Linked DNA regions of Mus musculus: region 1 is linked to region 2. Evidence: chromatin loops called from intact Hi-C (ENCODE). Cell type or tissue: gastrocnemius. All regions are shown on one strand.

Region 1 (5,000 bases), 66 kb before region 2:
TATAAGGTTCACTTTGGCTGTCGTTCTGTTCCGTTCAGATTCGGTCCCTTTCTGAGCCCAAACTTCTGCTCTATCTGCTGTCTTTGAGTTTACAACTTCTTTATATCCATTTTTCCAGAAGCCAAATAGTTAAGATTATGTGGGACAACACAACCACACTTGTGAGGTGTACATAGGACTTGAACCTAAGGAGATGAGAAAGTCTTTCTGCAAAAGGAATTATACAAAGATAGAAAGCTGGTGAGAAAAAGAAGGATAACAAGATAAAGAGGAAATTACAAGTAGCCAGGTTCCCTTAGAGTGAAGCAAACCAGAGTCAGTGTTGAAGGAAAAGGAAAGCTAGAAACAGGACCTGGAACTTCAAAGACAAAACAAGCCTTGAGTTCCCCACCCCCAGAGGTGTTAAAGTGCCAAGGCACACATACTCCTCCACTAAAAGTTGCTTGACAGACTCTAAGTGCCTGGGTCACCAATGGGCCTTAAAGGGTGAGGAGATCTGAGGTGCTATGACTTTGACATTGTGCAGTGTTTTGCAGTTGAAGTCTTGAAAGAAAGGAGATGTCATGTGTATATAATGCAAGCTTACAGATTCTAAGACTAGTCTCTGAAGCTTGGTTTGCCTGTTAATTTGTACACACCCTCAAATGAGCTGGTTTCCTAAGAATGTGAGAGCTCTCAAGTGCGGGCTGTGATTTTAGTCACTAGATGTTATTTAGAGCACAAATGTCATCACTAACATGGGCCAGCCATTGTGGTACAGAAGCAGAGACCCTTGACCACTTTCTACCTGCAACTTTCTTACATTTAATAGAAACTCTTCTCTATTGGGATTTTATTCCATCTAATAGGGAACAAAATAGGAGGCAGAACTTTTGTTTACTACCCAGCATGCCGCTCAGCGGTGCAGAAGCTGGCTGTGCTTTCAATGACGATATGAATAATGATTTAGAAGTTTGTTTTTTGGGGTTTTTGTTTTTGTTTTTGTTCTTTTGTTTTGTTTTGTTTTGTTTTGTTTTTTGTGGCTCCCACCCCTTGCAAACACTCCCAGGGCTAAGCACTTTTCTCCTTTCTCAGACGGGGAGGAACAGTATTTGAATTGATCTCAGATACAAATTTCTCTCCTTCAGACTGTTTGCCCGAGCCTTAGAAATGTGGCCTGATTACATAAGCACTCTGGAATGTAGATTAAACAGCATTCAATTTGAAAATCTAATCACCTCATCTAAATATCATTAAGTTATAATGGGCTGATTGATAGAGACCAAAGCCGTCTTAGCCTGGTGTGCATGCCTTTCACTCAGCCAGCCTTTTCAAACCAAGATGTTGATAAAGGGGTCTATAAATCTTAGTAGTTGGAGACAGTTTAAAAGCATAGTTCACTGGGTAAGGTCACACCCACTTAAGTGACCTATTTTGTATACTTTTCAAAAATAGGTTAATTAACTTAATAGAAATAATAGGTCTCTGGTATTGATGTGCAATTACTACAAAAACAGGGTTGTTGGTTTTTTTTTTTTTTTTTCTTTCTTTCTTTCTTTCTTTTTCCTTTCCGAGCAAACACGATGTTCATGAAATTGAGGGCATAATCGCTATGACAGAAACCAGGTTTAGCAAGGCGAGCTGTGTTCAGCAAATACATTTCAGACTTGCCCTTTAAAATCTACCTTTATTCCAGGTCCTAGGACATGGGCTCCTGTCTCCTGGAGCATTCTGTTCCTGGCACTCTCCTATTACAGCTTTTAGGAGGGATTACTTTAGCTGTTGCTGCTTTCCTAATCGCTGTACTGCAGTTTATTTAGCTCTTGGCCCTGGAGCCTCAGCAGGCATAGAGTGCAACAAATGCTGGCCTCTTTTCTTTTTAAATCAAGGGCATTTTCTTTATGGTTCCAACACATGGTTCATGTGCTAGTGTAGTTTCAGGGAAGGATACAGTGGAAAGGGCGAAGGATGCCCGGGCGAGAGTCTTATTGGGACAGGCTGCAGCTTCCTAATGCATCCGGCTTTATTTTGATGCTATTTTTGTTTTTATTGTTATTATTTGGAACTCAAGCCATTCTCCCAAAATATTTTATACTTTGCTTAGGTAGGGCTGTTATAACCTTTCTTTTCTTTCCCTTTTTAAATTTATTTTATGTTTATGAGTATGCTGTGGCTGTCTCCAGACACACCAGAAGAGGGCATCAGATCCCATTACAGAAGGTTGTGAGCCACCATATAGTTGCTAGGAATTGAACTCAGGACCTCTGGAAGAGCAGCTAGTGCTCTTAACCGCTGAGCCATCTCTCTAGCCCCACAAGCTTTGTTTTCTATTACTGGCTACTAAAATTGTGTCATTTGAATATGTTTTGTGTCTTATGTAAAGGGGTGTTTATTATATTATTCTGTAGAACCTTTAAGTACATTTAAATTAGAATTTCATGTTTAGAAATGCTAACTCCCAGCCATTGACAGTTGCAAAACCCCGTAGTCTTTAACAGGGAGACTGTTTCAGAAAAGATGAAAGGAGGAATGGTGGGCTAGATAAAAAGAAAGAAAAGAAAAAATATCTCTCCTTCTCTCGGTCTGATACTGTGTATCACACACAGTTCTCTAAATACATGTTGCTAGGTCCCTGACGGTGCTGCGGCCTAGGGAGCAACAGTGATACTCATTCATGTGAGACTCTTACAATGTAGTTGAGACAGGTACATTTTGAATTGGTGGATTTATTTTTAACAGATTGGAGTATTTTGCAGTAGAAACTGTTGGACTCCTTGGTCATCTTACAGCAATGCCACAGCTTGCTTGTGCCTCCTACCAGCCCAATCTTTTCTTTTCAAGAAATAACACACTTTTATTTATTCTTTAACCAAATGTATACAAGCACACAATGTACTTCTACTCCTTCCCATAACTCCTCTACGATACACTTCCATTCCCCCATGTATCCTCTTTTTAAAAAAATAACTCACCAAGTCCAATTTGGACTGCCCAGTTACTCTTGTGTGTGGAGTCATCCACTGGGGTATGGTTGATCTATCAGGAGTCACAGGAGAAACTGAATATCTACTTCCGGAAACCATAAACTTGGGTAGCTCCTCAATTAGAGGTCGGGAGCTCAACATGCTCCTCCCACTTCATGCTAGGATGTTGATTGGCTTGGTCTGCTGCTGGTCTTGTGACCATAGCTGTTGTGAGTTCATGAGTACGGGTCCGGCCATGTCCAGAAGAGACTATTTCACTGTATCCTCTCAGATCTTGCAGTCTTTCTGCCTCTCTTGTGTGGTGGTCTCAAGTCTCGGGGAGAGGCTATGATGTCTCTGTGTGGTTGAGCACTCCTCTGGTGTTTATTCTCTTCACGTTACCTGTGAGTTTCTGTGTTGGCCACTTTCCATTGCATGAAGGAGCTTCTCTGATGAGGGCTGATAACTGAGAACAAATGTAGGGAGCAATTTGATATGATGCTCATCTGGCAAAGTAATAGTTGTCAGTTCAGCCCTGAGGTTCATGCTCCCCAACCAGGAGTCCTGTGGCCAGATTACAGTACCAGGGATGCATTCCTTCCTGTACTGTGGACCTTAAATCCAATCAGAATGTGGTTGGTCACCTCCATAACATGCATGCCACTCTAGTATCCATTCATGGGCATAACTTGTCAGGCCTGCTGTTATTGTAGCTCACAGAGTTAAGAGCTGGGGGAAACTGTTGGTGGCTTTTCTCCCCCATTAGCCTGTATAACACCTAGTGCTAGAGCCCAACACTTGTTAAATGAAACAAATCTTATTTGTATATGTGTGTATATAAATGTATGTTTGCAAAAAAAAATCAGAGAGTATACTGTTCTATAGAATCTTAGCTGTAATGGAAGAGCCTTTAAAATCTCCCTTCCTTGGTTGGTTCTTTATTGGGAGACAGGAAGAATCCTTTTTAACTGGACTGTAGTGATGTCTTGATGCAGCACAGGCAGGTAAGACTTGGTTTCATGTTGGACGATAGAATGGTTCACTCTTCAGTACCAGGGATTGGAATTAGAAAGGACCAATTCAACTAGAATTTACTCTGCTCTTTTATTCCTCTGTCTGTGAGGTGGGCTTCCCTTGAAAGCATCCTCCCTCCCCTTGACTTTAGCAGCATCCCTTGTTTGAAAGCAAAGACCTTGTTTCCTGTTCTGTTTTTTTGTTTTTGTATCCTCTAATTTGCCTAGTATAGGGTCCAGTTCAGAGCAAACACTCATTAAGAACATTTTAGTTAATTAACTACAAAGTATCTGGCTTGAGCTGGGGAGAGAATGACAATTAGAGGAAGTACTGGCACACAGGGATATTTTCCCTATTAGTAATTTTTTCCTAATACTGATAGTACTATCTGTTCCTTATAGAAAGTGCGGAAGAACAAAAGTTTAAAATAAAATCACATATCCACTTCTTGGATAGCCCTAGGATACCTGAATAAGTTGTACAGAAATGTTGATAGCATTATTCAGAATGCTGAAAAATGTTGAAACAACCTAAATGTTCATCAATGATGAATAAATCAACAAAATATGGCACACACATACAATGTCATGTTGTTCAACAAAGAAAGAAATGAATTATGGGTACATGGTATAATATGGATGCACCTTGAAAGCAAAATGCAGAAGTTTATATGATGTCAAGGAAATCTGTCGAGCAAAACTGGGGTTGGTGGTTGCTTCATACTGGGGGAAAGTGATCTATGTGCAATAACTAGAACACATAATCTATCTCTCTCTCTCTCTCTCTCTCTCTCTCTTTCTCTCTCTCTCTCTCTCTCGTGTGTTTTCCCTCCTTTCCCCATTTCCTCCTCTCTCTCCCTTCCCTAGCTTTAGGGCTCAAACCTAGGGCTTCTTCCTGCATGATAAGTACGGGTTCCATTCCTGACTATACTTGCAACCCTGTAATTCTTAGAGACATGATGAAGCTGTTTGTAGTAGACAGTGGTAATGATTGCACAGCTCTGTGAATAACGGTAAAACTGTTGAAATGCTTTCAGTGGGTAAA
Region 2 (5,000 bases):
TTTGGGGCCAAAGGCCATTGGCTCGTTCCATGTGTTTAAAGCAGAATATTTCTGTGTGCATTAGCAAACTTGGGTATGCGAGCATTCATTTCTTAATGTTAAGGTAAGTTATTATAGGCTAGTAACTTAGAATTAGGATTCCATTTGTATCTATGCAGATGGACTGTGGACCCATGTATAAGCCTCTAACACCGACAATGTCAAACACATATACAGTGTTTATTATTTATCAGGCACTGTGTGCTTTTACCAAGAGACAAGTTTACAGCACTGAAAGGTCAATTTTGATCATCTTAGCCAAGGCCATACATAATGATTATATTATTTGGTCTGGCTAATATTCCCCACCATGAAGCTTATATTTTAAAAAATAAATTGTTTTAGTTTATGATTATATTGAGTCATACTGGAATGTCTGCTTCTTTGCTTTTGTAACACATTAATCTCTGGGCTTATTCATTGAGTTCATAGACGCTTATTACGCACCTGAGTGTACTAGTCATCAGAGAGAAAATTGTAAATCCTAAGATGCCACCTCAGACCTGAGGACATACACTGTGCTAGTGCCTTTTAACTAAGCAAACAAAACACATGGAGAAACACAGAGCATGAAACAACTATTTCTGCAAAGAAAAGGAGACAGTAGAATTGGGAATTTATGAAAAATCTGAATTTTCCGAGTGTTAAGGTTGGAAGGAACAGCACCATCATAGGGAATGGTTTGTATGAATGCTGAAATGTTTGAAATGGCATAGCATGCTGGAAATAGAAAAATAATCGTAGAGTCATGGTGGGGAGCTGAGTGGGTTAAATTAAACGGAGATGGTGATGGGCCTTGGGTAGAATACTCAGAGTTGCAGAAGAGCTCATGGTAGTTTAAAAGAAAGACAACAACTTTATTGGATTATGTTTCAGAAAAAGAACTCTGAAGATAATGTGGAATAGGTCTAAAGGGGAGCAGAGGCCAGACAGAAAGCGTCTGTGTGTCCCCTGAGGGGTAGCAGCAGTGGGAAAGGAGAACAAGATCCAACACGGATTCAGAAAGTACAGAGGGGAGACTGCAGTGGGGAATTGAGAACAGACCATGATGTTTGGGTAATCCCTGGGTTAAGGATGCGGTGCCTAGGTGAAGCTAAATGCCATCAACAAAAAAATCCTGAAGGAAACAGTCACAGAGAGTGTGTTGAGATCACTTGGTAACACGTTCAGTTTAAATGATGGCACAGATTCAAGAGAAGACATTGAGGTCCCCTTGGTAACCATACCAAGATCAAGAGAATGAAATCCCTAAAACACGTGAACCAGGACAGCTTGATCGGACAACAGAGCATAAAGCCACCTAAGACCGCAGATTATAATCAGTAAGACTGCTATCAAGGGCCCTTCATGCTGTGGGAGAGTTTGGGGAAGTGCAAATGGGGATACTTTTTACTTTATACCTTTGGATCCTGTTCTTTCCCTACACATGACTAACGGCCTTTGTAAAGAGGCTTAAAAGTCTCTGTCAAAGGCTAGTAGGCTACCGACCCCTTTCTAGGCTGTTATCTTGAAGTCTGTTTTAGGGAACCGTTGGGGGCCATCCCCTCAAACACATAAACGCATGCTTTGCTTAGCTTTCCCCCATTGACCTGCACTCCCAACTGCTGGTGCCATATAGATTTGCAGACATCTGTGCCCCTTAACTAATTGCAGCAATCTGTTCTGTACATCTCTGAGAAAGCACACAAATTGATTCCCCAGCAATGTCCATATCCAAGGACACCTGTATGACCCCCCCTCCCCCCATCAAATCAGCTGCCCCTTCACCTTGTGTTCGCCTGCTATTTCCATTATGGGGCTAGTAATAGATCAGCCTCAAAAGTCCCTGTCCTGGGAAATTTCTTCATAAGAGAGTTACTGGAAACAATATTTTGGCTGTGGAGCCAACTTGTGGGTTTAAATATCTTCCAGCCGGCAGAACACCTGGATTTAAGTGTCTAGTCCCTTCTGACTCTGAAGAATGAGCTGTACCTTAAATTGAAGCTCATAAGCACATTGGGAAATCATGAGTCTGTTTCCTCCTGCTGTTTGCTGAAGCAATGAAAAGTAAATGAATTCAGAAGGCGCAGAGCCAGTTTGAAGCGTCACAAGCAGGGGCCTTACAGTGTGCAGGGGTGTCTACACTTTGGCTTTAGTGCTGTGTGCACAATTACCTTGTGCAGGCTGCTGGAGCTGGTTCCTTCCCTGTTGCAATCCTTGCCTTTTGAGAAAAAAAAATCAACTTCTTGTATTTCATGCTGACCCTAACATCTAGAACCTTCCGTGTAAGAATTTTATGGTGACTATCTATCTGTTGACTGGTTAGATTCTCTAAGTTGTGAAGGGTGAATAGAATAGACTTCTGACCCTCTTGAATTCAAGCAGTCCACTTTATACCTGCATAGGAAAAATGCATGGCCGATGGAGGATCACATCCTCACAGCTATGAGGTCCAGTGATCTGCAAATATATTTTAAAATTATTTTGTGTTTATGAATACATTGTTGCTATCTTCAGGCACACCAGAAGGGGGCATCAGATCCCATTACAGATGGTTGTGAGCCACCATGTAGTTGCTGGGAATTGAACTCAGGACCTCTGGAAGAACAGCCAGTGCTCTTAACTGCTGAGCCATCTCTCCAGTCTGAAGGTTAGAATATTTTCCTCCCAAGAAAGCAGTTAGCAGTGATTTCCTTCCATGTCTTCCCTCCCCCCCCCCTTCCTCATTCCATCCTCTAGTTTCAAACTTCCAATCTGTGCTTCTAAGGATTTGAATTATTTCTACCCACTCCTAGCTATTAAAAAGTATTACTACTGTGAATACCTGTGTGTAAGTTTTTACACAGATACATGTTTTCATTCTCTTGCAAATATAGCTAGGAATGAAATTATTGGATCTGTATGTTAACTCTGTGTTTTGACATGTTGAACAACTGCCAAATTGATTTTCAGAATGACCACACCATTTCACACCCACCCCGGCAATGTAAGAAGATTCCAGTTTCTCCACCTGCTTCTCAGCAACTCTTATTGTTAATTCCATACCTAGTTATTATTGTAAAGTGATATTTCATCGCAAGGTCAATCAAAACCTTTATTTGTCTTTTTACACAGAATAGAATTTAAGTGTCCTGCAGAAATGTTACTGATAGATTGTGGTGATAGTTACTCATCCCTCGGACCCTCGGCCTGATCTCAACCCTTAACCCAAAATAACACAATGCCACCTTTATGTAATATGTCCCTGGGCTGTGGTCTGTGGAGCACCTGCAGTGAATTTCATTAGCCTGATGGATGCTTGTTACAAATTCAGATTCCTGGTCACACAAGGATTCATACTATCTGGGGGTAAGAGTGTGGTATATAGGAAGTTACACAGCTATGTAAAAATAAGCAACATATGTGGACCCAAATACCGTGACTAATGCGCCCTCATTATAAGCTTAAGACTTTTCATCTTCTTATTTACCTGTTGAATTACACCAAAATAGCTAAAAAAAAAATTTAGTGAAAAACCAAGTCCTTAAGTAAAGTGTATGAAAGGTGGTAGAGGTAGGGGTGGGGGACAAAAGTCTTTAAACCAGCCACACTGCTTAGCCATAGTTTCTCAGCTGACCGGTTTCTGCCTGAGTGGTATGGGGGAAATGGACATGACGATGCCTATGGTTCTTTTCAGCTGTAATGAAGTTGTAGCATTTTGTAACCACTGTTAGAAGATGAGGCTTCTGGGAGAGCTTTGACACGTTACCAACAACAAAACAATAAGCATTTACTGAGTAGTCATGACATGCAATGCACCGCGCTGGCGGGTCCCGCCACGTAGATGACTGAGCTGCATCCCTGGCCTTGTGGAATCCAGTCTCCAGAGGAACTGTATCTTCATTCCATATACAACAGGATTCTCATTTGAAGAAAGTGCCTGTAACTTCTCTGTCGCTTCCCTTGAGAGCACCTGGAAGGTATGGTGGATTTGCACTCTTCCTGTGACCATTTGGTCTCCTCTTTCTTGATTTTCTTTCTCAGGTTGCCATAGACACTTGGTGGTGCTGAGTCTATGAAGATGTTCTACTGTATCTGACAGGCCATAAGAGCATCCACCAGGCATCTGGAAGCAGCAAGGCCTTTTTCCTAAGTGTGACAATGGCATTTTTCAGTAGTCCTATCTGCCTTTGTCAGCAGAAGTGTTTTTTAGGGCCCCCTTATTATAGTGGAGGCCCCATCTTACAATGATAAAGATGACTTGGGTCTTCAGTTTTCTTTATCAGAGAACAGCCTAAGGGTGTAGCATCTTCACCCTGTTCTTTTGGGTGAGGTCAAGATAAAGCTGGGCTAGATGAGAAGGTCGTGTGGTAGAATGCTTGCCTAATACGGATGAACCCCCAGGTTGGATCCCAGTGCCACATACACTGTGTGAGGTAGTTCATGCCTCTAATTTCAATAGTCAGGAGGAACACAGAGGATCAGAAGTTCAAGGTGACCTTTGGCTACTCCATAATAAGTTCAAGGCCAGCCTAGGCCACATGACCCTGACAAGCTCTCTTGTCACCCGTCTCAACTAGCACATAATTTCAGATCAAAAGCTTTAGCCCATGGAATTTCACCTCGTTGGTTGTCTTGCTCAGGAATTATAGGAGTGTTTGATTTTTTTTTTCCAGGTTAAACTATCAGAGAAAGAAAAAGTCATTCAATCCTTTGTTTGGGTATGTTGGGAAGAGAAACCAAGAAGGGAATGAAAAAGAACTGGGCTTGTTTTCTCTTAGGCACTGTTAAATATAGAGGAAGCTACATTCATAGGGATGTATTGGCCATGAACACTGCCCAGGCTGTCTGGGCTTCAAACCCAGCTATCTACCAAGACCCTTTTCCCTGTAATTTTCAATGTTCTCCTGGTACCCTAAGAAACCCAAAATGTATGTGTTCTTCACACTGCTACACAGCCTGTTTTTCCTCTTTCCTTTTGGTTTTTCTCTTTTTGTAAGAAA

The links. Peaks named below come from ENCODE experiments on the same cell type or tissue, not always from the same donor. Only the 100,000 strongest peaks of a DNase experiment are listed, where the experiment ranks them.
Region 1: it touches region 2 in a loop (3-fold over the local background); 6 of 42 quality-filtered maps call a loop at or near these places.

The regions. Positions count from the first base shown.
Region 1 is chr12:79,534,492-79,539,491 of GRCm38, forward strand. All of the region lies in intron 7 of Rad51b (RAD51 paralog B), which reads left to right. Among named protein-coding and RNA genes, the nearest start is that of Rad51b, 240 kb to the left of the region's middle. In gastrocnemius, a CTCF peak has its summit at 2,167 (motif pointing right); no DNase peak of the experiment used is centred here; H3K4me3 peaks cover 717 bases; H3K27ac peaks cover 3,067 bases.
Region 2 is chr12:79,600,750-79,605,749 of GRCm38, forward strand. All of the region lies in intron 7 of Rad51b (RAD51 paralog B), which reads left to right. Among named protein-coding and RNA genes, the nearest start is that of Gm36048, 200 kb to the right of the region's middle. In gastrocnemius, a CTCF peak has its summit at 2,531 (motif pointing right); no DNase peak of the experiment used is centred here; H3K27ac peaks cover 1,470 bases.